Regions from separate parts of the Mus musculus genome. Here region 1 is linked to region 2. A link is a loop called in an ENCODE intact Hi-C map of the cell type or tissue named here. Cell type or tissue: left cerebral cortex. All regions are shown on one strand. Links, peaks and the distances in the headings refer to the core of each region. The heading gives the core; the rest is flanking DNA.

What was found. Peaks named below come from ENCODE experiments on the same cell type or tissue, not always from the same donor. Only the 100,000 strongest peaks of a DNase experiment are listed, where the experiment ranks them.
Region 1: it touches region 2 in a loop (5-fold over the local background); 11 of 42 quality-filtered maps call a loop at or near these places.

What each region holds. Positions count from the first base shown.
Region 1 is chr13:107,318,642-107,334,139 of GRCm38, forward strand. It overlaps the pseudogene Gm2736. Among named protein-coding and RNA genes, the nearest start is that of Gm31715, 120 kb to the left of the region's middle. In left cerebral cortex, for the core only: CTCF peaks have their summits at 5,695 and 7,252 (motif pointing right); DNase peaks (open chromatin) are centred at 7,256 and 10,881; H3K27ac peaks cover 502 bases.
Region 2 is chr13:108,028,487-108,043,984 of GRCm38, forward strand. It overlaps Gm41055 (a long non-coding RNA gene), which reads right to left. Exons shown (of 5, transcript XR_003950673.1): 2 at 6,233-6,348. Among named protein-coding and RNA genes, the nearest start is that of Gm41055, 8.2 kb to the right of the region's middle. In left cerebral cortex, for the core only: no CTCF peak of the experiment used is centred there; no DNase peak of the experiment used is centred there.

The sequences.
Region 1 (15,498 bases), core at 3,669-11,668, 710 kb before region 2:
GGAGAATGGGTGCAGATGGAACTGACAGAAACAAAAATGCCCATTTTGGGGTGAAGGTGGCTAAGGAAAGAGATATTTAACACTATCAACATCATTTGGTGTCACTGGCTGAGCATCGCTAGGCTTCTGTTGGGCTTATCCATGATACACTATTTTCCTGAGTGCCCACCTTTATATGGCACTCAGTGTCTTTCACTATATGACATTTTTGTCTTTTGTAAGTTGAAGACACTGGAGTGGCTCCTGTTTAACACAAAGAGTCATGGCCAAAGGCACCAACCCAAATCTTTGCTGGGAGCCATGAAATTAGAGGGATGAAGAAACGTTTGAGAACTCAGACGCTTCCTTTATTGCACTTTGGAATGAGATTCAGGAAGAACACGCACTCCTGGAAATGTCCCCACCCTGCCATTTTACTGTGAGTCTGTTCAATATCTATTGAACATGGGCTGTGTACTCTGCATAAAACCTTATGAAATTTAATTATGACATTTCACAAATTCCAAAATGGAAGACAACTGTGGTCAATTTTCCTGTCCAACTATTTGTTGGGATCTGGGTGATCCAGGAAGGCACTTGCTTCAGGGCAGTCTGGGAGGCATTTTTCAAAAGTCACACTTGAAGCCTAGGAGAAATTGCTTTGACCATTCTAAGATTCACAAAGGGGCTGTTGCTATCTGGTACTCTCTCCAGAGTGGGTGCACACTTACATGTCTGCTCAAATTTGTTCCTTCCTTCTTTTAGAAAGAAATCCTCCTTGAATGGCACGTGATTGTTCATAAAATAAAAAAGTTCATAAGCCCATACTTTAGAGGTTATAGAGCTAAATATTAACCAGCAGAAAGTAAACAGATATCTCACATCTTGTGGCTTTATCTTTTGTGTCTGACATGAAGTTGTGAAAACAGGAGACGGAGCAGCTGCTTTATCCCCCAAAGAGTAGAGATCAGATTTGCTCAATGTGCAGAATAGAAAATGGAGATCTGGCGTCAGATTATGAGAGAGGATCTGGTTATCTTGCTCACTAACAAGGCAGATGATTTGAGAATAGTATGCTATTTCTCAAGTCTTTGAACAAATCATACAATCTTTCAAGTCTTTTGGAATCTTCCTCTATTGAAAAGGGGCAAATAGAAAGTGTTCTATCTCACAGGGTTATTATGGAGGCATGTTTGTAGTAGGAGCTGTTTGAGCAACATATATTGTTTTAAAACTGCTGTAGTTTATAGTCACAACTACAGGCAAAATAAAGTATATCTGACTTAGTGAGAACAGATGCCTAGAGATGAGAAACATCTCAGTTTGGGGTTCGAGGATGTTACCTGTTCCAAAGCAATAGGATCAAGAGGAGACATCCTTTGTTACCTAGGTCCTGAGCCTGCCTGGATTGCTAGTAACCTTCCTATGATGCTGCCATGCGAGTTGCAAAGGAAAATTCTTGCTGTCATCAGCTGCAGACAGATTTCCCATTTGGGTAAATTAGATGAAGGAAATTATCCTGCCAGGAGCTGGGCAGATGTATAACAGTTGTTCTGCCATCTGACAAGTTGATTGTCATGGTGGATGTCTGTAGATCTGCATTTGTGAAGCCAAAATTGGAGACCCTAATATTGTATGGTGTCATGTCCGTTGTCTGTGTGTCTGTTCGCCAGGAGTGTTCTCCATTTCATTCCAGAATGACCCAGTGTATTCTCCACATCACTACCAAGGTGCTCACACTCCTGATGCATAGGCTTCTCCTGAACACAGAATCTACAGGCTACACCTGCCAACCCTTCTGCATGCATTCATGTGAAATTGAGCATCAATCTATCAGAATTTTTTTCTCTCCCAGTGCCACTAAAGTATTGCAAAGCAGAATTTGAACCATTCTTCAAGATTAGCTGTGAGTTTTCTGAAGCAGAAGACCTTAGGAAGGATTTTGCATGGTTCATAGCAAGCCCTGGTAAGGTCTCTTAAAGTAGTTGATCTCAATAGGAGCAGAAAATCTCCTCTGACCCCTTATCACATTGGATTTCTTAGTTACCTTGTTCCTAAATGGTTAGACATTGCAAATGATGTTGGCATGGGCTGTTCTACTAAGTAACGGGATAAAGATGTAAAAAACCTAAGGATAAGACCTGGAAAGGAACTATTGACAGAATACAAAAAAGCAAAAAGAAACTAAAGTAAGAATTTGCTTGTCACATACAACTGCCACAGCCTAAGCAGTAGGCACAGACTTGTAGAATTTGATGAATCTGTGCAGGTTGCTTTCTAAACGTCCACACAGAAGCACAGAGGCTGAAATGCCTCATTACTCACATTAGAAAGATGCTAGGAACATTATTCTGCAAAAAAGCAAAGCACCTGGCAAATTGCTGACTTGCTCTGTTGATAATTCCTTAACTTACAGGCTTAAAGAATCCATGGGAGAACTTTGTTATCTGACTCCAAGTGCTGACCAACCAGGTGGAACTGGGCCATGATCTACAAGTGACAGAACCTTTGACAGACATAGATTCCATCTTAAAGTAGTCAGGAACTTATCATAAGACTGAGCAAAATTTCTATGAATCTTGACAAATAAAAATATATAATAAAAGATGTATTTGTGATACCTACCTCTAAAAAAAAAATCTCATTTTTGACTATTTAGAATAGCTTAGTTCAGCCTAGACCAGCATGTTTATAACCTGTAACCTGAATCAGGGATGGGTCACACCAAAATCTGAGCTGTGGATTCTTGCTTTGACACTCCGGTCACATCTATTTAAGATTCTAGCTCCTTTGGTAACAATAGACAAATACACAATCTACTCAGCTCAAATGAAAGAGGAAAATAAGGCTTATCCAAGGCTACCCAATGGCTGGAATGACTGGTTGTGTTTAGTTGATGTGTTCTAAAGCTGAAGGATGTGGACAACAAGGGCCTGACAGTAAGAGGAGGCCAGGGAAGCCAATTTGTAAAGAGAAGAATGGAGTAATTGGCAGGTGGTATCAGGATATCGAAATGAGGATAAGAAATAGAGAGAAGCTAGATTGTGAGGCTCTGAACAACAGGAGAGTTGTTTGTTTTGTGGTTTGACTGAGGTGTCAATAAATATGTACTGATGGGGAAGGAGAAAGAAAGATGCCTTAGGATTGCTAAATTTTGGCCCCCATGAAGACTCGCTGTGCTTAGCTCTCTGTGACGGTAGTCTGTGCGCTTAGCGGTCTGTGACGGTAGTCTACAGCTGCTAAGGTTTATTACTACCTGGTACTTATTTTCCTCTTTCATTTGAGCTGAGTAGATTGTGTATTTGTCTGTTGTTACCAAAGGAGCTAGAATCTTAAATAGGTGTGACCAGAGTGTCAAAGCAAGAATCCACAGCTCAGATTTTGGTGTGAGGACCTCTTCCTTAAATCTTAGCTGAGCAAACTGTATTGCTTCATCCTATGCCCAATGACTTAGAAAGCTCCACTTCCGATGGGGAAACATTTGTATTCTACCTAACAAGACGTTCTGTAGTCCAAGAATGGCTCTTTTAAATGATTTTTTCACACATGACTACTTATCAATTGCATTTCTTCACACCAGACAATCAATCATTGATGTACTATCATTCTCCTAGTCTTAGATACAGTGTTATTAAACTGCTTTGTTAGGCCTTTAAGTGGAACAATCCAGAAAACCACAATTCCTCCAGTAGAAAGTCTTCAAAATCCTGATCAGTCAGCTTGTCTACATTAGTGACACCAGAGTTGGACGACTTAAAATCTCTAGTTCCTAAGCACAAATAGGTGTGTCTCTGAATGTTTTTTGCTCACCCTCATCCCCAAATAGAGGCAGGGGGAAGGTAGTATAATTATACCATCTTTTTGGTCTGCCAAATTCTTAGATTATGTTACTTATTGATAAGAAGTTTGGGTATATTTCCTCCCCCTCCCTATTTTTAAAGCTTGCCCTCTTCAGTGACCATTTGATTTAACCCTTCCTTATTGACTTATTTAACCGTAACATGAACCTTATTTAACCCTACACTGACTCTTCAAGATGCTAATATGGTATGTCTTGAGAAGCTAACAGAATGATTAAATGTGTAAATTATTAAAATAGTGTGGAGAGCTGTGCCATGAGCAATTGCCATTATAAGATGGCGTTGGCCTCCACTGTGCCTAACTAGTAAACAAGCCTTGTACGCAGGTGCGAGAGTGAACTCACTCCTAGTCACTGCCCATTCTCAGGGCGTAATAGTGGAGTGATGGGTGAGCAACGAATCAGGAGCTGTCATGCCATATCAGGTGCTGAAACATCACGCTGTGGGCTATATAAGCGGCGCCATTTTCCCGGTTCGGGGTCTTCCTGAAGAAGTAAGCAATAAAGCTTTGCCGCAGAAGATTTCGGTTTGTTGCGTCTTTCTTGCCGGTCGAGTGGGATGCAATAAAATAGTAATAAAGAATAATTCCCAACAAGGAGGTATTAATAATTTTGTTCACAATTTTTTCCAGGATACATTTTGAGGCTATTGTAGATGAGATTGTTTTCCAAATTTCTTAAAAATAATTTGTAATTATAGTAAAATTATATTGTTTTCCTCCTTCCTTTTTCTCTCTCCAACTTCTCCCATTCTGCTCCACTAGCTCCCTTTCAAATTCATGGCTTCTGTTTCTTGACTTGTTATTCACATACACACACACACACACACACACACACACACACACACACACACGAGTCTGTTTAGGTTGCTTGTATGTATACTATTTTAGATCTAACCACTTGGTATTAGATAGCCAATAGGGGGAAGGAGTAATTCCTGGGTAAAACTCTTTCTCCCACTTCCAGCATTCCTTAGTTGCTTGTAGTTCCTTGTCCAGGAGGAGCCTGAGCTGTCCTTGTTCTTGATGTCCTTGTTCAGGTCTTGCTTAGGCAGCCATATTGTTTAGATATCATGGGAACAGCTTCTCTGTCATTTCTCAGAGACACAATTTTACAACAAATTTCCTGGTCCTTTGGCTCTTAGAATCTTTCCACCCCCTCTTCTTCTATATTACCTAAGCTTTAGGTGTAGAAGTTGTGTTGTATATGTACACATTGAAGAATTTTGGCCAGTTGTGGTTTTATGCAGTGATCTCCATCTGTTACAAAGAGAAATTTATTTGGTGAGAGGTGAAAGCTATCCTCATTTGTGGGTATTAAACTAAGAATTTAGAATGGAGGGATGATGGCAGGGGCAGATCAGGAATATTTATTATGAAAAGTATAAAAGTAGCTTACCTTTCCTGTTATGTCTTCTGTTTTAAGAAAAATTTAGATTCATTTAGAAAATATAGTTGGGGAAATGGGTCTCAATTTCCATGTCTGCAAAATGGAGATGTAAGTCTAGCTGACAATATATGTTTCCTTTATTTCTGATTATTATATACAATATGTTAAAAGTGAATAAGACTGAATAGAAAAAGGAAAATGGGGGTAAGGCATAGCCTCAGCTAGAGGGTCTAATTAGAACTAGATGGATTTGATTTCTTTAGGAAGCAAAGAGCTTTCTTTAATGGCTCTTTTTAAATGGGTGAAGAAATGGCACAGTAGCTTGCCTAGATCTGATCTAACTGAACCTGAGGTGAACCATGATGTCCACACACTAATTCACACTAATGTCAGAGCTGACATTTTAGCAGTCTGTGGTTCCTGTTCATATCTTTGTTTATGATTCTCTTCAGAGCCAACCTAGTGGCCATTCACTCTCATTTCAACTTTGATCGGCTTAGCTCATAAACATTTTACAACCTTTAGCTGAAAAGGAACCCAACTCTTAGCTTTGGCTGTCACCATACCATCGATATTCCTTTTAGAAGCTCTGCTCACAGTACAGTTTATTATTGAAACCCAATTGTTAGAAAGGTGACACCCCTTAACCTACAGTTGTGCACACAGAAGAGAATTACATCCTGAAGTGGAAGTTTCTGGTTTCTTTGGAGACTCAGTTGTGTCATGTGATGCTTTTCTGGAGACTGTTGTGTGAGAGGATATTTTGCTGAAGCTGACACATGGGAAACTGTTCTGCTGAGAACAAACATGTGGTGTTTTGCTGGAGTGGACACTGGAGAGGACATGTGATGTCTGGAAAGGGTACAAATATAACTCTCTTGACTGGATGACATTCTGGCATTACCTTGCCACTCTTTGCTGTTCTTCATTGGTTTTTACTGATGTGATGTGGTTTACCATCCCTTCTTCACTGATCATTGTTTGTCATGACTTTGTAGAGAAAATTACACCAAAGAACTTCTCATGATTTTCTGGGGGCTTCTTGCCCCTTCTGTGGACTTGGGCAGATTGGCAGAGCCTCATGGTTTCCTCTGGATCAAACATTCATTGCTGATTCGTGAATGGTGTTTGCAAGTGAATCAAGCTACTGCTGCTGGTTCCTGTCAACTGAACTGCTGATATCCTGACAATGAAGATTGGAATCACCCAAAAGAACTATTTCTAAACAGGTCCACATCCTCCTTTGCTCTATTAACCTTTCCTTTCCACCACCTCTGGTGGGTGGAGGGCTAGAAGGGAGGTTAAAGCATTTAAGAACCCTTATTAAAGTAGGTTTTAGAAAAATCTAAGCCTACAGAGTCTGCCTCTCTATCTCATTTTTCTCCTTCCTCTATGAACTTTCTTCTTCTTTATATATGTCCCACAAGCTCATATGGCTGGAACTCCTTACCTTCACTGCAGAGATAAGTTCAGCCCATTAAAATGGGTATTTTAAAGGAGAACTTAGACAAGTAAGGACTTACAGATAAGCACTGTGGAAATAAAATGGATCGCCATGTGCTGCTTGGCCTAGTTATCCATGAGGGAAAGGTGCTTATAGGGCTAAACGCAGACACCTGTGTATGATAATGGGTTTCTCTCCCCCCTCTCTCTTCTCTCTTTCTCTCTCTCTCTCTTCCTTCCTTCCTTCCTTCCTTCCTTCCTTCCTTCCTTCCTTCCTTCCTTCTTTCCTTTTTTTTTTTTCTTGGTCAGTGATTATGTGGAAGAAAGACACTTGAATATCTGTTGGTTGGAAAATTCTACAGGCAGCTTACGCTCTTTTTAGATGCCATGGGCAAAACATCCAAGTCTTGGCACCAACTCTCTTCTAATCCAACTTATATGCAACTCATTGCATCTTTTTCAGCCCCAAAGGCTCTGAGTAGAGAAGGAGCCAATGCCAAGGACAAGGGTGTTCAGCTTGGATCCAAACCCTGGAAGACAATGGAGCCCCATTGTGACTGACACAATGAGCCACTGGATGGCAGTGTGGGTCCATGCAGATGAAGGTGGGCAGGCCATTTGTCTTTCTTTTTAAAAGGCCATTTAAGTTTGACAGGTAATTTGGCACATTTGGAGTTTGAGTGTGCCAAATGATTTGGCAAATATTTCACTTTCCTTTGAAAATCAGCACACCTGCTGTTGTGGCCTGCAGGAAAGTGGAGGTGGTAGCACCTCCCTCAACTCCCTTGTTAGTGCTAAATTCATAGTGGAAAAAAATTGGGTACGAATATAGAGACAACCTATCATAATGTTCAGTGTGGTACCATGATTTGAGAAATGGTTGGAGGTTTGTGTCTCTTTTGGGCCCAACCTCTGCTTTTTCGGGGGGGGGGGGTAACTTTTGACTTCACAGTGATGCTGTCTCCCTAGTAGGTAGCTCAGCTGGCTCTTGGCCAGGTGGGATGAAAAATCTTGTCCTCTACTGGTCCTCCCACCAAGAGCATTAGGAAAATCCCCAACGTTTCCTTTTCTCAAGAAATCTCTGCTTTTCCCTTAGTATGCTTAATAACCAGATGACCCAAGCAATGTGAGAGTGTCTCCTAGGTGTCTTAATCATCTCAAAGGCATTGGTTTGCTGAACATGAAGGTGACAGTTAAATGTGGACATTCCATGCTTGTGGGAAAATATGGATGATGGGTTGAAATACAAGGCCATTAGGCCAAGTTCCTAGCCTACCAAATTTAAGTCCGTTTCCCATAGTACATGCTACTCAGCGTGTTACAGATGAATAAAAATAGTGTTATCATTAGTGTAACTTTAAGTATGATCTATTCTTTAAAAAGGTAAGACATTTTTAGTCCCAATTACTATAACTGACATACCTAGAGTATGATGTGGGACCACTTGCCAAATGCCTAGTAACACACCCATAGCAGGTTAAAAACAGACAGATTAAAGAAGAGAGATTAGTGAGTTTTGTCAGTACCATGCATTGACTAGTCAGAGGAACAGTGATTGTGTCAAATCTTTTAACCTTTTGAGATATACCAAAGAAGCATGCTATAATAGGATGACTCTGGGTTCAAATTTTGAGGAATGGCTTCTAGTCCCAAGTCCACTTAGCAGCTATGTGTCAGTGCAGACATTATTAACTCTCTAACCTGTCTTCCTATCTGAATATGGAAAAGGCAATTCAGATGAACTCCTGCAGCTAGAAACCATTGTGATTCCCTTTGGTCTAGGTAGTTTTAAACATTTTCACATACTCTTGGTGTATATTCCAATTAGATAGAGCAGTAGTAAAATGGGAGGGTATATTTATTGAAGTAAAATATATACTAAGTAACTGCCATTTTTTAATGCAGCAAATAGCAGTGCCATAAAAAGAGACTTTTGGAAGAGTAAGAGACTTTATGAAAATATACATACTCATACTTTTAACATTCAGCTATTGAGTTCCAATTAAGACCTTCCATAAGTATGTATTTTTTTTGTCTTTAGGTACTCATTAGTTGTTTTATATTTCTCCATTTCCTACCACTAAAGTTTCACTTCTTGAGAGGCCAGATGAAGAATGTTATGGAGGGTGATGGAGAGCTTGACAAGAGAGGTTTCTGTTGACTGACAGTGGAAACCTAGTTGGAGCAGATTGAAAAAGAACACTGGGAGGCATGTGGCTGGAGAGACGACTGAATACATAGAGTATTTGTCTGTATTTGATTCCTGGCATCCACATCGTTGGTTGAAGGAAAGGAATGGGCTCCTGCAGGTCAACCTGTGACTCCCACACCTACACATGTCATGCATTCCTCAATACATATGATTTTTAAAAACCTGGGCATGCATGGTGATCTGCCTATAATCCCTAGCTTAGGAGAAGTAAGGAGATTCCCCAAGATATGCTGGCTAGAGGTGTAGCTAGACCAGTCAAATCCCAAGTTTCTGGTTTAATGAGAGTTTCTGCCTCAGTGAATGAAGGAGAGAACGACTGAGGGGGATGCTCAATGTCAACTCTTGGTCTTCACATGGATGCTATTCTCACATGTGTGACATACCCCCCACACACACACACACACAGAGAGAGAGAGAGAGAGAGAGAGAGAGAGAGAGAGAGAGAGAGATGAGGAAATGGTAGCAGCATGCAGATGTGGGCCTCAGTATTTACAGGTTTTGTACCTGCGTAGTCCATTAAGCACAGACTAAAGATATTGAGAGAAAAAGGTCTAGATGAACCGTGTCCAAGCCCTTTTCATCATTGTCATTATTTCCTAAAGAAAATCATATGCCAACTATCTATATTAGCAGCAATCTAGAGATAGTTTTAAGAACATAGGATGATGTTTGTAGATTATATGCAGATATGTCTTAAGGGACATGTGCATCCATGAGTTTTGGTATTCATGAGCTTCCTGGAACCCATGCCTCAAGATTATTGAGGGAAAAGAGTATTTACATCTCTTATGAGAATTATTGTTTTAAGAAAAGGCAAAAAGCCCCCGCCACAGAACCAAAAACAAAAATAGGAAAAGAAAAAAGAGGTAGTTGCTGGTACGTGAACTCTAGAGAGAGACTCTTTTCTAAGAAGGTAGACATTCTAAGACTCACTGTATCTGAAGAAAAATATAGATATAGGTTACCATATATTCAGAGTTTTCGCCAAAAGGCTGAGGCCAGCTTATAGATCTCGGGCTCATTTTATCAAGAGCAAAACTACCTTACATGCCCTGTGTCTTTAAGCAGAGCTGCCAGGGTGGAGGAGGCCCAGGAACACTCCTTTTTTTTTTCTGCCAAGTTAGCAAGCTTTGATTCAAGAGACCATACCATCCCAGAACTGGCCAGTCATAGCATCCTAACCTCTCATTAAACCAACTGTGGAGTCTGAGGCTTAGCAGAGTTAGACTTGAAACTTTGCTCTCAGAATTCTACTGGGTAAGGATTTAGAACGTGGCTTTGGGACCTAAAAATACCTCTGAGTGGAATTATGCCATAGTTTATTAGTTGCATAACCCCCAAGGCAAGTTATCCTTGGTTTTCACATCAGCTGAATGACAGAACTCTACACTATTTCAACAAATAAGCATTGGAATGAGGCATTTTCTTCTACAATTGTAAAATTAAACCAAGAGAAGACAAGTGCTTCGTCCAGTGATGGGTATTAGGGTAAGCACTGATTCACGTTGGCCATTTGCATGCATAGAAATGAAATGTTATAAACTTGCATGTACAGAAAAATTCTAAAAATGTTATGGATACTTCTACAAATGGGATATAATAAACACCAGAGAAAGCACACAGGCCACAATGTTTAGTCTAAGTCTTGCTAAGCGTGTAACTAGCTGTAGTCACTGTGCTCATAGACTCTTACTCATGGTTGACTCAAGTCTAAGGCCTTTTTCCAAGGCCTGTTTGGCCTGCCCATGTGCAATGGTTATCTTCTCTATGAAAACTTCAGAGTCACCTCCCTCCCACATGGACGCAGGATACCCCTGTTCTCTCTTGCTCTTTGAAGCTAGCCAGGAGTTTAAATTTGCTGGTTGTGGCTACGGGTTGCCAGGAACAAAAACCAATCGTCTTTCAATGGCTTCAGAATTGCCTGACAGGAACAGAATGAGTGCAACAAAGCTGTGGACCCGGGCAGAAAGGCTGAGGGACAGGAAAGGAAAGCTATCTTTGCCAGCTCTTCCCAGAGCTATAAATGTACTCACTTTCAGCGGGCTGGCCAGACGCTGCCTCTGCTTCTTTGGGTAGGTGTCCTCCTTTCTTGTTGCCCCATATTCTGCTTCTTGACATTATCACAGATTCTGTTTGTAGTAGTCCAAGTAGCTTAGGATGTTTGTTCTCTCCCTTGGGAACCCAATTCCCCCCTTTGAAAAAAGAAATTTCCCAGTCACCACTTTGCTTAAACCATGTTTCCAATGTTAGTTTTCTTCTCGCTGGAGATGAGCAAGGCAGGGCAGAATTAAAACCCAAAGAACAGCATAAGTTAATTGGAGTCTGAAAAGATCAGGATACTCAAAGCTCAGCTTGATAAAACCCCATAGGGTTTGGAAATGAGTCTTATGGGATCCAAAAAATAAAATAAATAAAATTTAAAAACCTGTTTCCTATTGCCCCAGGGATCCACTTACCAACTTTCTATAGTAATCTTTGAACTTCTGAACTACAATCAAAGGCTTAGTTTAAATAAACAATATATTTATGCTTCTACTTTACATATACTGCTGAAAAAGTGGCTGAGATGCAAAATAAAAGTTTTATAATCTTCTTAGTTATATAAACTGTACTATAGTGGAAAATATTGTGCCAAGATGCCTGACTTTTTTTGGCTATAACTGACATATACATAATTTTATCTTTCTCAGTTAAACACACACACAAACACACACACACAGTGTAAGCTAATGTACCCTCTAAAGTGGAAACTTAAGGGTTCTTTGGAGAGTCAGTTGTGTTGGATGATGTTCTGCTAGGGCAAATGTGAAGGTGTGCTTTCCTGAAGCAGAAACAGGTGAAAGGATGTTCTTCTAAAGCAAGCACATGAAAAGACACATGATGAAGAATTCTTTGATAACAACAGGCATGTAGTGGTCCACCTTATATTGCATAGTTGAGCTCCATTTGTTGGGACTCCATAGAGAGAAACACACAAAAACAAAAACAAAACTGGTGGTATGCTTGCAGCATCTTGCTGCTTCCTTGGACTTGGGCCAAGTGGCAAAGTGATGTCAGCTGAGACAGACTCTCGTGGAGTTTTGCTAAGACAGACACACATGCTGAGGCAAGACATGTGATGAGGTAAGACCCATTAAGGACACATGGTGCTTGGAGGGATTATAAATAGGACTCAAGGGACTGTGAGAGAGGCTTATTGGTAGATCTTGCTGTACAATGCTTCTTGGTCTCTCGTCTTCACTGATCTTTACTTCGCTGAGAGAGGCATGGCAGTGAACTTCTAGTGTTCCTGCTGGTCCCAATGTCTCCTGCTGAGTCATGCAGATTCAGCTGAGGCCTGCCTGTTCCTCCTAGGTCATACTGCTATCCTAACACCACTGAACTGGACCGCTGGTCCAGGAAGTGTCTGCAAGTGGATCAAGCTGCCACTGCTGACCTGTGAACTGAACTGCTGATTTCCTGCCACCACAGATGGGATCTGCTCCAAAGAACTATTTCTAAACAGGTCCACTTCGCCCATATCCTAGTAACTTTCTTTTCCACTACCCATGGTGGGTGGTTGGCTAGAAAGGAGGTTAAAGCAATTAAGAACCATCATTAAAAGTAGGCTTTGAAAAAATTAAAGTTATAACCCTCTCTATAGTTTTTCTTTTCGTTTTCAAAATTTGCTCCTAGAATGAGGAGATAGCTCATTTGGTAAAAACATCTTTTGTACAAGCGTGAGAACTGGAGGTGGGATCCCTGGAACTCTTAAATAAAAGCCCAGGAATGATGGCCCATGTTTATAACCCTTCTGCAGCACGGATGAATCTGCAGAACTCACTGACCAGTCCGTGTAGTCAAACAGTAAACCCTGAGCTCAGTGAGATGGCTTGTCTTAAAACCTAAGGTGTAGAAAGCTTGAGAAATCAGCCTATGGCTTCCATATGCATGAGCACATGTGCATATGCACCCTCATGTACATGTGGTGCATTCATATAAACATACCACACACATATGTGCACAGGCACACACACCTTACTTCGGCTTTTAAAAAAACTGTTGCTGGCACTGAGGAAGTCCTCTAAGCTTCAAGTGGTAATAAATTTGATAAAGAATGTATTGGGAGTGATCATGACACAAATAAGAACTACCATGCTGGGCTTCAGGGTAATGGGGAATAGAACAGTTCACCTTTAGTTTATCAGCTGAATTTCAGCTCAGAATCTAATGATAAAAAGCCATTACCCGCTGAAGGTCCATGGTCTTTGGAGAAATGAGTATAGTCATTTCAGCTCCAACTCCAAACAGCCCAGAGTCTCCATCAGCATGGCTGCCATTGCAATCACAGCTAATTGTCACTAGTGCTGTGGAAACCAGGATTGGATGAGAAGGCAGACTGAAATCACTTCGAGTGCACCATGCAAGGTAGCCCTTGAGGAGCCAAAGGCTGCCTCTGCCAAGGCTGATGTCCCCTTTGAAATTTAGAGGAAATGAATGTAAGACCTGAAAATGTCTACTCATTAGTTCAGTTACAGAGACTTTCTTTCCATACAGATTAGTGTTTTAATAACAGTTGCCATTCGAACTATATTTTATTAAAATTCCCATCTGTGTTGGGGCCATGAACAAGGTCAAGGTAAAATCAGTCATTCTATTTCCATACTTGGTTGAACCCTTCCATTTCTAGGGAGAATCCAGCATCTCTGTGGACAGCTAGTACTAACTTGAGAGAATATCTTAACTACTGCTTATTCTGGTAACAAAAGTCACTGCTGGTCCTTTAAAAGAGCATTATTTGAAGAGCTTTAAAAATTGGCTTTAGTTGGTCATTTTAGAGGTATGGCTTGTTCACTTCCTCTGCATTCACTGGAGACTGTATTTAAGCTCTAAACAGCAACAGTGTTACCTTTTTTTTTTTTTTTTTTTTTTTTTTTAGAATAAAAGAGGCAACTAAATATAAACGGTGTCGTGAAATAGCCCTAGTCTCGTCTCTTTACATATTTATAAAGAAGTTTCCTACTATCTAATGGCTCCCTATGAAATGCCATAGGGATGTGGACAACTTCTCTTCCAATTGACATTTCTAAATTGGTGACATGCAATTACCTTCTCCATATTCACACTGCTAAGTAAGTTAAAAATTTAAATTACATACTTGTAGCTCATTGAAGACTTCCCTGAGTATAAAATGGATGTTCAGTGTCTTGAGAGGTCATTTGAAGTTGTTAACTTCCCTACTTTCCTGAGCAAAATGGGCCTCCCTGGAAAATTTCTAAAGAAGGTGTACTGCTATGTTACCCACTTCCTGATCTTCGAACTGTTTCCTGATTGAGTCTCTTGTTCTTGTTTCAGAAATACAGGTGAATTTCTCCATCCAGTGGGAAATTCTAACTATGTTCACAATCCAAGAGCCAGAGACTTTGAATTGGAAGGTGCCCAGGAAGTATGGGTGGACCGAGTAAATGGGCTTCTGTGATGGTTGGTCATGATGGATAATTGCATACATTGTTTGGTTATTTGTATGACAGCCTGGCATGATGGGGTAAATTCCAACAACACTCTGATATGCTTGAGAAAGTTTAGAAACAGAATCATTCTGGTATTTGTTTTGAAGCTGGCTAGTTGTAAAAACTGTATTATTATTACTTGGAGGGTTTCTCACAAATATTATGAGCTACTATTTCTTCACCCAACATGGCCACAGTGTGGGAGTGTCTGGAATTTGACAGACAAGTGGTATTGACGAAAAAGTCATGCTGATCTCAACTATATTAGTCAGGGTCCTTCAGAGGATCAAAAATCAATAGGATAGAGAGAGACATTTAAGAGGGGATTTGTTATAGGAACTGGCCTACATGATTTTTGGAGGCTGATCTGCCAGTTGCTACCTGGAGATCTCTGAGAACTACAGTCTTACTCAGTCTGATTCTGAGGGTCTGAAGGCCTGAGGTATAGGTTCTGGAATCATAAGATCCAAAACCCAAGAGGACTGATTTCTATGTGTAGGAAAAAAAGGATGTTGATGCTCAAAAAGAGAGAAAGCAAGCCTTTCATTTTATTCTGTTTGGTGCCTTGGTAGATTGGGCTGATGTCCACTATATAGGTGAGGGCCTTGACTCAGGCTACTGATCCAAATGCAAATGTCATCCAAAAATGGCCTCATGGCAAAACATAGAAATTATGTTTTACCCACCAACAAGGTATCCCATATCCACCAGGTTGACACATAAAATCAACTGTCACACCAAGTTACTCAGAAACAGGAGAGATGATGAGTCAGGCTTCATCACTCAAGGCCCAGGCAAAAGATTAAATCTGAGCTGTAGAGAATGAGGTCTAGAAAAGCCATGCGACCCAGCAAGGTCATCCCTGGGGGTGGGACAGAATGTAAAGCAGTTGGCAGTAGAGCCCTGAGGCAGACGAACAGGGAGGTACAGAGGGGTGAATAAAGAAAGCTGAGGACCAGCTCTAAGAAGGCAAAGACTGTAAAGAAATGTCACATCCCTAAGCAAAGACACTGAGCATCAAGCAGGAAGAGTGGTCTGTGAGCCAACACTGTGGAAAAGTAAGATATAGATGAAGCCATGTTCATTAGATAGGTCAATACTGGGGTCATTACTGTGTCTGGAGTTGT
Region 2 (15,498 bases), core at 4,050-12,049:
TGTACTAGCTAATCACAAATCTATAATTTTGACTAGTTATATAACTACAGATAGATTAATTGAAGGCCATTTAGGTGAGATAGTATCAAACCAGGCCCATCTGTACAGCAGTAGCCCGCATGTGGTCTTATAAATTAGGTCAGTGTGCTTTTCAAAGATTAAAAGTGATTTTCCTTTATCTCCCTAACATCTTCTTGGTTATACAAGTTCACAGAAAATAGGCCAAGCACTGTGAGGACACAACACTAAATCTGATTTTAGTGAAGAGAAAATGGTGAACAGAGAGGGTAAAATGCCAAGGAAGACAGGCAAGCTCATGCATGGCTCTCAGGCTGGTGAGAGTAGCAGTCTACACTTCTCACACTCTTGGCTAAAGCTACTCTACCGAAGGGTAGCCAGCATTCATGCTAACAACCACAGAAGCACAGGAGGAAAGCCTTCCCCAAAGACTCCATCAGTATGAATGCATGCAATCATGTTTGTTCTGTTCTCGGATTCCTGCTATGATGGCACGCAGAGTAGTTACTTTTCTATTGGTGTGTGTCTTTGTTAGATTTTCATTGTTGTGAAGGGAGACCATGACCAAGGCAACTCTTATAAAGGCAAACATTTCATTGGGGGCTGGCTTACAGTCTCAGAGGTTCAGTCCATCACGGTGGGAAGCATGGCAGCGTGCAGGCAGACACGGTGCTGGAGGAGTAGAGAGTTCTACATTTTGATCCAAAGGCAACCAGGAGGAGACTGTCTCCTATAAGCAGCCAGAAGGAGGCTGTCTCTCTTCCCCACTGGGAAAAGCTTGCGTTTAGGACCTGTACTGGCTAGTTTTGTGTCAACTTGACACAGCTGGAGTTATCACAGAGAAAGGAGCTTCAGTTGAGGAAATGCCTCCATGAGATCCAACTGTAAGGCATTTTCTCAATTAGTGATCAAGGGGGAAAGGCCCCTTGTGGGTAGGACCATCTCTGGGCTGGTAGTCTTGGTTCTATAAGAGAGCAGGCTGAGCAAGCCAGGGGAGGCAAGCCAGTAAGTAACATCCCTTCATGGCCTCTGCATCAGCTCCTGCTTCCTGACCTGCTTGAGTTCCAGTCCTAACTTCTTTGGTGATGAACAGCAGCATGGAAGTGTAAGCCGAATAAACCCTTTCCTCCCCAACTTGCTTCTTGGTCATGATGTTTGTGCAGGAATAGAAACCCTGACTAAGACAAATTGGTACCAGCAGAGTGGAGTATTCCTGTGACAACATGACCATGTTTTGGGGAGGACTGTGGAAGGACTTTGGAACTTTGGGCTTGAAGATCCATCTGTTGTTAAGAGCTCTGTTGGATGTTGTGTAGGAGCTTAGAAGATAATGTTGAGAACACTGCAGAAGATGGAGGTCTGGTTTGTGAAATTTCAGAGGGAAAATTAAAGACTCTTTTCAGGGCCATTGCTGTTTTGATTGTGAAGATTCTGTAGTTCTGGTTAGCTGGGGCTGAAGAATCAGCTGTGATTAACAAGATACCAGAACTACCAAAGCAAAAACGTTGCATTACTGGGACTATTGATGCTGGTTAGCTGGAGCTAAGAAATTAGTGGTGATTAAGAAGATACCAGCATCATTGAGGTGACATCTTCTGGGAAGTGTTTTCTGAAAGCATAAAGAGGCTGTGTTCCAGAGATGGCCAAGATTGTACTCCTGCTGCAGTGGGACTTGGTAATATGTAAGGGTCACCCAGGTGGTACTGGTTTTGAAGGCATGAAGGGGTCATGCAAAGCAGCTGAGGCTCGGCACTGTGAGAGGCCATGGAAGGCCATTGGTGAAGGTGCAGCCTCAGTTGCAATTGAAGGCCCAGGACTGAAGGGGTCATGCAGTGTTTTGGAGATGCCAGTACCATGAGATGACCACCAAGAGCAGCAGCAGCAGTGGGGTACAGTCATCTGGAGCCTAGAGGATGATGCGTGTGCTACAAAGGGCCTGGCTGGAGAAGTGACCCAAGCCCTTGGAGGAGCCCAGAAGATCGTGAGTTGGATCCCAGACATTGGACGGTTGGAGATTGACTTTTGCTTTTGATTGTGACTATGACCTGATATTTTCCCTCTTGAAGGAAGAAACTGTTTTAGTGGAGCCCACAGTACTGTTTTAGTGGAGCCCACAGTTAAGAGACTTTTAATTGTAAAAAGACTTTGAATTTTAAAAGAGATGGATATTTTAAAGAGATTGAAATTTTAAGAATATGTAAAGAATGTGGGACATTTAAAGTTATTTAGACCTTGGGGATGAATAAGAATGTGAGGGTTGAGGCTTACTAGTGATGTGTTTGTGTGTCAAGTTGACAAGGGGTCAATTGTACTGGCTAGTTTTGTGTCAACTTGACACAGCTGGAGTTATCACAGAGAAAGGAGCTTCAGTTGAGGAAATGCCTCCATGAGATCCAACTGTAAGGCATTTTCTCAATTAGTGATCAAGGGGGAAAGGCCCCTTGTGGGTGGTGCCATCTCTGGGCTGGTAGTCTTGGTTCTATAAGAGAGCAGGCTGAGCAAGCCAGGGGAGGCAAGCCAGTAAAGAACATCCCTCCATGGCCTCTGCATCAGCTCCTGCTTTCTGACCTGCTTGAGTTCCAGTCCTAACTTCTTTGGTGATGAACAGCAGCATGGAAGTGTAAGCCGAATAAACCCTTTCCTCCCCAACTTGCTTCTTGGTCATGATGTTTGTGCAGGAATAGAAACCCTGACTAAGACAGGACCTCAAAGGCCACCCCCACAGTGACACCTTCTAATAGTGCCACTCCCCATGGGCCGATCATATTTAAAATACCACACTGCGGCAAAACACCATAAGCAAGGCATTTAAAAGGCAGCACTTAATTGGGCTTATAGTATCAGAAGGTCAGAGTCCATGATGGTGGACGGAAGACATGTTGACAGGAGCATCATCTGAGAGCTCACATCTTGATCTGAAAGCAGGAAGCAGAATAAGAACATCAGGGATGGTGGGGAGGCTTTTGAGGTCTGAAAGTCAGCCCCTTCACACACCTACTCCAAAAGGCCACACCTCCTAACCTTCCCAAGTAGTTTCACCAAGTGCTGATCAAGGATTCCAGTATATGGGGCCTATGGGGGTATTCTCATTCAAACCACTGCAGTAAGTTTAAGTTGCTTAATGGTATTTAGCAAGTTACAATGAAGTACCCCAGATGAGAAGAAACCCTCATGAAGGCACAAACGACTGTCCTCTGGAAGCTTGAGACGGACTGCCCATCACACACAACCCTAATCTCTGAATTTCTGTTCCAACTCCAACAGTCCACCTCCTAAAAACTCCATTGTTTTTGTGTTGAGAGCACCAGCCTTCCACTTTGGGAGCACTGCCTTTGACAGTGCCTTTTCCTTTGAATGATTTCCTAAATATTTGTTCGGAAGCATTTGAACAAAAGTCTTATAAAACCTGATATGTGTGTGTGTGTGTGTGTGTGTGCTAAGGACGTGGTCATAATGCAAGATATAAAAAGACACAACTGAGAACCAAGCTTCATGTACTTTACCTGGATAGAAACGACTTAAAAGCAATCTATTATGGTCTGCTTCTATACGGATTAAACACCACCACGGGGGAAGCCTGCCCTTTCTTTCAGCTGAGGTGGCAATTCCTAGTGACATGATTACAAGCACTAAGACTCACACGACAAAGCTGCGATCAGTTACTACTGTCCAACATAAACAGTTTTGTGTCAGACCATCTAACCAGTTAAATCTAGTAACGTAGACGGCCTAGAGTGTTGGATCTCCTGCTCATGGGCTACACATGGCTACATGGGGCCCACGCTTGACTTATTAAGTTTGCTCCACAGTTGGCACTTCAGTGACCAAAGCCGAATGATAACTGAGAAGGGGCAGATCACCTAAAACTCCAGTAAAGGGTTTTTTTGTTTGTTTGTTTGTTTTGTTTTTTGTTTTTGACATGATAATATCAGAGAGTAATTCTGAAATTACTTTCTGTATGCTGTACCCTGGAGTGAATGAATATGGAAGCTAATGCCAATCAGGTTTCTGTCTGTTGAGTGAGTTTGAAATATGGCAGAAGGGAAAACTAGAATGCACTCCTTTTTTTTTTTAAATTTTAAGATTAATTAATTTATTTTATGTATATGAGTACGCTGTTGCTGTCTTCAAGACACACCAGAAGAGGGCATCAGATCCCATTACAGGTGGTTGTGAGCCACCATGTGGTTGCTGGAAACTGAACTCAGGACCTCTGGAAGAGCAGTCAGTTCTCTTAACCGCTGAGCCGTCTCCCCAGCCCCTAGAACACACTCCTGATATGGTCCTGAGGGGATCAGAATACCCTTTTGGGTTGTTTTGCTTTTCTGAGGCAGGATCTCACCATGCACTCTTGGCTAGTCTGGAATTCACTATGTAGACCAGGCTGGCTTTGAACTTACAGAGATCTGCCTCTCTGTTTCCCGAGTGCTGGAATAAAGGCTTGTATTATCATAACTGACCCAAACTTGTGGTTTTTTTTTTTTTTTTTAATACGTTGAAGTAGCTAGAGATAGGAGTGTAACTGTCTGCTGAGAACGACAAGAAGTGACATGCCAGACAAGAAGTGACATGCCAGTAGCTTGAACAAACCCGGCATTGAGGTTTTAGATATGGAATACCATTTGCCATGGAAAATAAGCAGGGCTCCTCAGAAACCTAGCTAATCCTAGGATTGGAGCTGAGAATGCAGATGAGCCTGGGGCATCTTCTTGTATCAAAAATTAATAAAGGGCCTGTGATGGTTTGTATATTCTTGGACCAGGGAGTGGCATCATTTGGAGGTGTGGCCTTGTTGGAATAGGTGTGACCTGGTTGGAGTAGGGTGTGCCACTGTGGGTGTGGGCTTTAGACTCTCACTCCAGTTGCCTGGAAGTCAGTCTTCCACTAGCAGCCTTTGGATGAAGACATAGAGCTCTGCCTGCGCCATGCCTGCCTGGATACTGCCATTCTCCCACCTTGAAAATAATGGACTAAATCTCTAAACCTGTAAGCCAGCCCCAATTAAATGTTTTTATAAGACTTGCCTTGGTCATGGTGTCTGTTCACAGCAGTAAAACCCTAACTAAGACAAGTTGGTACTGGGAGTGGGGTATTGCTGTGATAGGCCTGACCATGCTTTTATTTGAAAGAATGTGGATTTTGGAACTTTGGATTTGGAAAGCAGTGGAATGCTTTAAATGGTGCTTAATGGGTCATCCTAGTAGGAATATGGAAGACTTTGTTGCTGGGAGTGATTTGAACTGTTTTGACCTGGCCCAAGAGATTTCAAAGGAGAAGAATTTCAGAATGTGACATAAAGACTGTTTTTGTGGTATTTTGGTGAAGAATGTGGCTACTTTTTGCCCTTGTCTGAAAAGTCTGCCTGAGGCTAAGGTGAAGGGACTCAAATTAAATGAATTGACAAAGGAAGTTTCAAAACAGCCCAGCAGAGACTTTGTTCTCTGGTTAAGTCTTATGAAGAGAAGTTTGATCAAGCATAGCAAGCCAGTAAAGAACATCCCTCCATGGCCTCTGCATCAGCTCCTGACCCCTGACCTGCTTGAGTTCCAGTCCTGACTTCTTTCAGTGATGAACAGCAATGTGGAAATGTAAGCTGAATAAACCCTTTCCTCCCCAATTTGCTTCTTGGTCATGATGTTTGTGCAGGAATAGAAACCCTGACTAAGACAGGGCCCAATGAGTGATGACATAAGAAAAGGATACAGGCACTTGGGGCTTCTATTGGTCCAACCAGGGATATTCAGAACATCAAAATAAATAATCATAGTGGGTTTTAATTTGTCGAGTAAACACTGTGAGTGCATTGTGTTATAAATGAAAAGACAGAGACAGAAGAAAGGAAGAATGTTTTCTTTTCACAGAATGTGGACTAATAAATACTTCTGGAATGCTTGAAGGGGCTAGGAAGGACACATTTTCACGTCCTCTGTTCTGGGTCTCTACTGGGTTCAGTGCCATGAGAACAGCTACCTCACTGGGCCTTCAGGTCTCTGTGGCATCACCTGCTCCTGAATTGGAAAAGCTTCAGCTATGATTCTTCCACTGGAATCTCTATAACCTCTCCATGGCACCTTTCCCCACTACTAACACTGTGTGTGCAGGACCTTTAAAAGCCTGTCTCAAGTAGGAAGGCTTGGGCAATAGGCAATACAACATGAGGACCTGAGTTCAGTTCCCAGAACAGGCATACAAATGCAGGCATGGGAGATCTTACCATCTTCTGAGATCTTTAATTTCTTTGGATATGGCAGTCTCTAGATGGTCCATCCTTTTGTCTCAGCTCCAAACTTTGTCTCTGTAACTCCTTCCATGGGTGTTTTGTTCCCAATTCTAAGAAGGGGCAAAGAATCCACACTTTGGTCTTCGTTCTTCTTGAGTTTCATGTGTTTTGCAAATTGTAACTTATTTCTTGGGTATTCTAAGTTTCTGGGCTAATATCCACTTATCAGTGAGTACATATTGTGTGAGTTCTTTTGTGATTGGGTTGCCTCACTCAGGATAATGCCCTCCAGGTCCAACCATTTGCCTAGGAATTTCATAAATTCATTCTTTTTAATAGCTGAGTAGTACTTCATTGTATAAATGTACCACATTTTTTTGTATCCATTCCTCTGTTGAGGGGCGATCCATCCCATAATCAGCCTCCAAACGCTGACACCATTGCATACACTAGCAAGATTTTGCTGAAAGGACCCTAATATAGCTGTCTTTTGTGAGACTAGGCCGGGGCCTAGCAAACACAGAAGTGGATGCTTACAGTCAGCTATTGGATGGATCTCAGGGCCCCCAATGGAGGAGCTAGAGAAAGTACCCAAGGAGCTAAAGGGATCTGCAACCCTATAGGTGGAACAATAATATGAACTAACCAGTACCCCGGAGCTCTTATCTCTAGCTGCATATGTATCAAAAGACGGCTTAGTCGGCCATCACTGGAAAGAGAGGCCCATTGGACTTGCAAACTTTATATGCCCCAGTACAGGGGAACACCAGGGCCAAAAAGTGGGAGTGGGTGGGCAGGGGAGTGGGGAGGAGGGTATGGGGGACTTTTGGGATAGCATTGGAAATGTAAATGAGGAAAATACCTAATTAAAAAAAATGCAGGCACGGTGGGAGGTACTTGTAATCTAAGTGCTGGGGAGACAGAGAGGACCCCAGGGGTTCACCCTATCTCAAAGGAGGTGGATGGCATTCCTGAGGGGGACACTTGACCTCTACATGCACGCACACACATGCAGGAACATTAAAAAAAATTGGAGAATTTTTAATCTTTATAGCGTTTACCCCTCTCCATCAGGAGCACCCACGTCTTACAATGGTATTCAGCATAGTGGCTGTCCTTTGTTCATTGTATCCAAACAGTACAATGTGGTCGATAAAGAGGATCAGGCCATTGATCTAACGAACACTTAAATGATTCAGATTAATCCATTCTTATTATGATTGAGGGTGGAGGCGTTAACAGCCTTGAGGCAAAACTCATTCCAAATTACTATTATTGCCTGTATTTTGTGAAGGTGTTTCTTTTCCAAGTGGAAGAGAATAAATGCACTTGCCAAATCAATGGTTGTATGCTGTGTATTTGTGGTAGAGGCTCAGATCTCAGTTACTGTTTGGTCAAGTCAGTGATGGCCCATAGTCATTCTCCAAGACCCATCCAATTTTAGAGACCAGCCTGGCAAATTGATGCCTCCAGACAGGAATATCTCCCCTCTGTCCTTTAGGTCTTAAATTGGGGCACAAATCTTTGTCTTCTCCTAACATACACTTTCGTGTCTGATCTGTCTTGGAACAAGAGGCAGTTTCAGTTTGTCATTTGGCTCTATCATAATAGCTTTCAATCCACAGAATCAAGTACTGTTAATATCTAGTCCCAGGTGTACGCTCCTGGTTTCTGCCAGAACATGTCACTTGTCTTAGTTGGTGTGTGCTGGGATTTAATCCTAGTGATTGGCTTGGCAGCCAGGAATGGAAGTGAAGGGCAGTTCAGGGAGGAGGTAGGCAAGAGAGTTTTTCTATCGCACCAGGCATGCCAGTTAAATCAGAGGGAGTCTATGGGTACCGACGAGATGACCTCATCTTATTTATGTTCAGGATCCTACCTTTCTCTGCCTTCATTGTAACAGACTTGCCTACATGTTCAAAGCCCAAATGTAAGTGGAGTGCTGTGCCTCTTAGCAATGAGCTCTTCGGCCCCAGTTCAGCTGGATCTGCTCTGTGCTGAAGGCCTCTTTATAAGTTAGCACAGTGCTTCCCACGTTTTCCTTCTTAAGGACTCCAACACGGGTATCCAGCCAATCTTGCTGTCTTTTAGGCATCAACCCCACTCTGTTTTCTGAGCCCTTGTATTCTTACACCTACTATGGTATTTACCTCCACTGGGACATTGTCCCAGGTCAACATAAGCTTCTATCTTATGCCAGGGACTATGAATGCCCTGGGCACCAAAACTGGTGTCTCGATTTTGTTACCCGAGGACATGCCAAGAGAGGAATACACATGTAGGAGTTTTGTGAGATGGGGAAGGATCTGGGAAAGACTGGGTGGGTTATCACTTGACAGTTCAAGTGTGACCCCAAATGCAAGTGACAGGGGAGGTATGTTGGGTGGAGTACTCTAGACCACGTAGCCTAAGGAAGGCTTAACAAAACAAAGGACATAATTGGCTATTGGAGGATTTTCATGTCTACAAGCATGCTAGCTCGACCACTTTTTGCCGTGATTAGCTATGGAGCAGAAAGAACCAAGGCCCTGACACAGACACGGTGATGGCCTCCGGTTGTCTCTAGAGTATATTCTCAAAGTAGCTCCATCGTCCCAGTAAGTAGCAGTTCAAACCAGGCAGTTTGGGTTCATAGTCTAGACTCTGAATCACTGCCCTGTGAAGCATCTCAGAACTGCAGAGATCTACAATAAATTGGTCTCTGTCATACTGAGAGTTTACATGGAAGCTTGGCCAGTCTGGTAAGTCTTCATTCTATTGTATGTGTATGTGGGGAGGTGTGAGGGACATATTACAGATTAACGTATATGGACAAATTACATATGCATTGGATATACACATGAATAATTTATAGAACCATATGTGGATTTAGTTTCCTGAAGTATAAAAGGGGTTAGCAGATTGGAAAACAGATGCAAGAAAGAGTATTTCCTGGATTGCTTATAGAGTAAGATGGTCAGAAAATGGTGGCTAAGCATTCATATTTTCTAGGGAGCAAAAATTTGAATATGAACCCATAAAAATTCATTTTCTTCTACATTCTTTGAAATCTTACTGTAGCACAAAGCATAAAAAACTCATTTAATTTTTATCATTTTCTTAATAGTGTTAGAAATAACTTTCTATCATTTTTTTTCAGAGATGCTTTTTTCACTTGGGCTGTGATAAATATGTATTGATAGGACTTTTCTGTTTTGAGCTGGAGCCTCACATAGCCTTGTACTCCTGATCATGTGCCCCCACCCCTGACAAGTATTAGGTTTATAGGCAAATACAGGCTTACATGAAGACCTTAGTGACACTAACCTCTTAATGATCACTGTAAGCATCCAATAATCAACACACACACACACACACACACACACACACACACACATATACAATGGACTGCAGTATACTTAATTGGAAAAGGAGTTCATGTGTAGTCATTATTTTACAGAAAATAGGCATTGCTATTTTTTATGGATATCAGAACCAAGGTACAGAAAAATTAGATTTCCTTCTTCCACAAGAGAATAAAAATAAACTGAAATATTAAATCAGATACTTAAGCGTCTATGTTCATTAACAATATAATCCTACCATTGTAATGTATTCTTATATTCAAAGGCAGACGTGAAAAGATAATTTCAAGAATACAGATCCGTCTGAAGGTAGATATTGTGTATTATGTGTAATACAGTAGAAAACTAATGTTAAAAGTAAAATGGAAAATTAAAAGTTGAAAATTTAAAAAATTGAAAATTCCAAATTCACAGCCTCTGGAAAAATCATAGTATTACTTCTAAGGGGCTAAAAGGGCACACAAAAATCCAAATGGAGCGTCTGAATTCAGACCGTTTCCCTTCTTAAGTTGGGAGATACCAAAGCATCAAATGTGAGTAAGACAATGAAGGGAGGAATGTTGGAACCAGGATGTTTGTAAGTAACGGCCTAGCAAGCTTTATTTATAGCCTGGCATTTTCAATGTTTCTTTACTTTTAAAAGCTAGATTCCAAATATATACTTTATACTGGTGGTGGGGATAGGGGGCAGTGGTCCTAAGGACACAGACTGGCTTTTAGAATTAGACCTTAGGAAGCAATTTTGATTTCCTCCTTTCTTTAGTTCTGAATTTGAAGAAGTGGTTCTTAATGGTTATAATACAAGATAAAAAAAAGTGAGTGCAAGAGTTTGAATAGCAAATAAGTAGTTGTTACACATCAGGGGTTTCTGTAAAGTGTGGAATTTCACACTCCACTTAAAGGTAACCTGTACCCCTACCCCTTAACAAAGGACTTAGGGTGAACAAATGTTATGTAGGATACCTACCCTAGGAAGAAATAATCTAAAGAAATGTAGAGGTTTGGTGTGTTGTCTGCTGGTATAGTGTATGCTTAGGACATATGAAGTTAGGGTGGATGATCAACATGAATTTCAAATTTGGCTCAAAGTTTCTTGACAGTCAAATCAACAAGACACAATTCTATCAAAGAGTAGTTTTGAAAAACCTTTCTCATAATCACATTTCACAAAAGTCTTTAAATGGGACTTTAAAATGTTCTTGATAGCATCATTTAGGAAACATAACTATTTTTAAAAACTGCTATTTAAGCCACAAGCTTATATGCAGAAGCTTAAAGTTAAAAAGCGATGTGGTGAAGGTGGTGGTGCTGGGCCAATTTTGTCAAGGAAGACTTCACACCAAAGTGTGAATCTAATACATGGATTGCTTTTCTCAATGGGCGAGTAACTTCTGTTTGGTGACTAGAAAAATCCAGCAGAGAAACAAAGGGCATCTTGACATAGCAGCCAGCTGACTCATCTAAGAGACAGGACTGACATCTGAGCATCGAGACTCGGGAAGAAAGTCCAAGAGGCCTCTCAAACTTTAACAGGATTACACAGCCCAGAGCTTTGCAGGAATTTACTAGAGCATTTTCCTCATTCGAAAGGGCGTCCTCCAACTACAGGACATTTGTTGGCCGCCTGTGCATATGCAGGGCATTCTGGAAATTAAGAATTATGAGCAGTGTTAAAAACAGCAGGCATCCAATTTTCAGCATTATGTGAACAAAAGCCTAAAAATGACCCAAATCAGTAACATACAGCCACACGCACTGACTGAAAAAGATAAAACAAGCACGTGCCTCCTCCAACTGGCTCAAAACTGTATGGAAATAGCCCTGGCAGGCAAAGGACCGAGGATGGCTCCTGCTATCTACTCTGCTCCTCTTGCAGTCTGCACCGGGAATGTAAGGCTAAAACATATCTCGAAAGGGCATCTAGTCTGCATATACATCCTTATCCCGTTTTCAGTATCTCTAGTTAGATCTGTAGTCCAGCTGCTCTTATCTTAAGTTTTAGCACCTATCGTGTAGAACTAATTCTTTTTATCTTATCAGTGAAAATGATGAATCACGACCTTCCTTCCTGTAGATAATTTTACATACTTGGAAAGCACTACATAAACTTCGTTCATTAATGGGCTATAACCACGATGTATGTATTGATCTACAAACAGCTTTATTAAGTTTGACACTAACATCCCTTCCCAGGCACCTTTATCGCTGTCAAAATCTTCCAACCCTCAGCACTTAACAAAAGCTTCACAAACACCCAGGACTTAATTTACTTAATTTGTTCCAACCCTAACAGGTATTTGAGTAACACTATACCCTGAAATCTACTATTTAAAACCATAGCAAGTTCAAGACTAGACTGGCCAACTTAGCAATACACTGTGGTTTCAATGAGACTGGCACCCATAGGATCATATGTTTAAATACTTGGTTTCCAGAGGATGGGCTGTTTAGTAAGGAATTAGAAGTGTGCCACGCCCAGTCTAGCTTATTCTCTGCTTGTGATTTAGATGTGAGCTTTCAGCTACTTCTCCAGGTCCCTGCTATGCTGATGGTGGAGTAACCCTCTCACCCAGCAAGCAAGCTCCCCATCGACTGCTTCCTTTTGTAAGCTTCCTTGGTCTCGGTTTCTCTCCACATCAATAGAACAACAACTGAAATCCCTTGTTTCAAACAAACTAACAAAGACATTAAATGACAAAGGGCAAAAGGATGTAGGTCACACACAGGACAGGACTAGGCACTTGGGTGGCATGTGCCACACACCTGGGTTCAGCCCAGTACTGCAACAATGATACAGTGATGTTCATACTTTTGAGGCAACTAATCCTGGGGTTTACATTCTAAAAAACTGTCTAGGTTACTGTCTAGGAGAGACAAGAAGCCAGTAAACCCAGACTGAAGAGCCGTGCAAGCAGAGCAGTGGTGGCTGTGGAGGACTCGGGTGGGAAGGCAGCAATTGTTTGCCAGCCCCCTTCATAGGCATTAGCTCTGCAAAGGCATAAAAGCAAACTCCCAAGAAGTCATCAACAAAAACAAAAGCCATCTCTGTGTGTGTGTGTGTGTGTGTGTGTGTCTGACCTTCCATGAGTCGGGCTCTGGGGATGGAATTCAGCCTTGATTGCCAGCGTCTTTACCCTCTGTCTCTTTAGCCCCAGAAATGATAATCTTGCATTACTCCCTGTTGAGTTTCTTACTCTTTTGAGTACTAATTGTTTTTCCTAAGCTCCTACACCGATGAGTCTGTGAGTGTAAGACACATGCCTTTAATTTAAGCAGACGTTTCTTAGTAGTATTAGCTAATATTGATACTTTCAGTACTGCCCAATAATACCAAATGTTGGTTAAAAATAACAACTGAAATAACACTGTCTGGCCTGATAGGCCCTAATGAGTTTTCTAGAAAGAGTCTGATAGACACTTCATAGATAAAAGAAGCTGAAGAGAAACTCCCGAAGTGTAATCTACCAGAAGAGGAGGCTATAGTGGGATGAATCACTGATGGGTCGATAAATGGAGAAGTGAGAGCTCTGCACAGAGGCAGGTTATGCACGTTCACACAAGCAGCCAACCAGCACGGCTGGAAACGCCTTCCCCAGCACGCTAGCTCTGAGACATGCTGCCACCACCTGGACACTAGGCAAGTCGGGGATTTTAGTTTTTGTCAGCAGTGACAGACTCTAAAAACATAACTCCACTTTGGGGGCCGGGGGTGAGGGGGAGGGGAGAAAAGAGAAAACATTTCTGCCAAGACTGGAGTGAGCAGAGATTTTGATAAAATAAGTTTAGAATCCTGCTTTACTTTTTAAGTCTTCTGTTGTTAAACTGGAAAACCTGTATAAGAACATGAACTTTTGATGGGTGATTTAGTTCGGGATTAGTGACAGTATTTGAGAGGCACTGACTTCAGTACTGGGTACACAGAAAGTACTCAACTGATATTTAAATAAGGTTATGAAATAAAATTCAGGGATAAAACCCAATTCCATCAAAAGAAGTTACATATGTACAGGGTTACTGGAGGGAAGGAAATAAGGCCAAGTACAGGTGAGAGACCTTTCAGCATCTTTTAATCAGAGCAAATAACATTATTACAACAACAGAATCTTATTCAGGGTACATGCCTTTCATTGACACATGGTTAGAGTGAGACTTAACTTTGTACTTACAAACATTAAAAAAAAAAAAGACTTTAGAAACTAAGGAATGACAAGTCTACCAGGAATTACCTTACAAGAGAAAAGCAAACGAACAATTTTTTAAAGGCTTTGTGCAATAACAAATATTGTGCAGCTGTTCCTTGGCTTCAGAGCTGCTATGTGGGCTGCTTTAATCCTGCACACACAGCTTTTCCTAGTCTGCTCTCCATGGGAACTACCTTAACACCCTACCTCTTCTCTGAGACAGGGTCTCAAGTAGCCCAGAATGGTTCAAACTCACTGTACGCCTACCAAGGTTGTTCATCTTCCTGTCTTCACCTCTCAAGTCTCGGGGTTACACCTGGCTAAAATCTGCTTCTTAAGAACAAGGCAGAACGTATTAGTTGTTATCTCATAATGCATTTGGGACATTTGGGAGAATAAAATCCAAGTTAAGACAACGGTGGTGGTGACCGCCCACCATCCCATTACTTAAGAGAGTGGACCACAATGACCCAGAGCTCAGGTAGAGTCTGGGCTACATAGCAAGAGTCTTTCAAACAAACCCGTGACTACTCCCTCTCCCAGAAAGGATAAAGAGCTAGGGGACTGGCCAGATACACTAATTTACTGATCTGAAGGGGCCCGAATGATCAGAGGTCAACTAGAATGCCCTCTAGATATACGGGAGGAAAAGGCTCAGAGAGAATGAGTGCTGTAGGGGCATCAGTACAGAGACTAGAAAGCTGACCTCGCCATGGAACAGTCAGCCCATGGTTTGGGAGCCTATCTTACTTATCATCTTTGGTTAAGGTAATGCAGGCCCCAGTAAGGCTGTCCTCCATGGCAACCTCTATGCTGTTCTTGGGCTTGCACAGGCCTGCCTAATACACCAGAAGAGAGAGCCCTAAAATCTGAGTGTGAAGGCTAGGTCTCCAATAGCCAAAGAAGCTTGCTGCTTTCTTTCTCTCCGTTGTAAGTGTGTGTACTGTGCACGATTAGGCTGGTGCACCCCCTCCTCAGTTCCTTCCTTACGGTACTGCTTCCTTTTATTCCCAAGACTTGCGGGGACCCTGGGTCCTTTAGAGATAAAACAGAGCAACACACTGGGAGGCAGAACTTGTGAGGAACCATCTACTGAAGTGAACATGTCACGGATACAAGCCGGTTATGGATACAAGCCGGTTATGGGTACGCTTGTTTGTACAGGTTTTAAGCAATCCTTCAGGCTTTCACACAAGAATAAGAAAACCACGGCTGCCATTACAATATGCAGCCATTAGCATATACCCGGGTAGCAGTATTTTAGATCCTTAGATTAGCTGCCAAAGTCTGCTCCTTGGTAAATAATGGTTACTGTTGTTATACTCTAACTACTCATACATGTCTCGGCTTGCTCCTCAAAGGGAACGCTCACAGTCTCTCAGGAATAAAAACTTGCTTTATTTGGCACACAACAGCGAGGAGGTCTTGCAACATTCGCCAGAGGCAGTCAAACAGAGCAAGTAGTTCAGGCAAGCAATCACAAAATTTGAGCACCAACCAAACCAGAGCTAATCTTTCCGTCCCTGTAGATTAGGAGACCCATTTAACGCACCCCTTTCTGCTTGTTGACTTTTTGAAGTCCTTTATTTATGTATTGCGATCTCTATGCCCTGACAGTTTAATTATTGACAGTTTACTTTGGGGCAAGTATCGACCATTCCTTTGTGAAGTAAGTTAGGCTCTTAAATGAAAAACAAACAACGGAACCTCTTTCCCACAGCGTGGCAGCATTTCC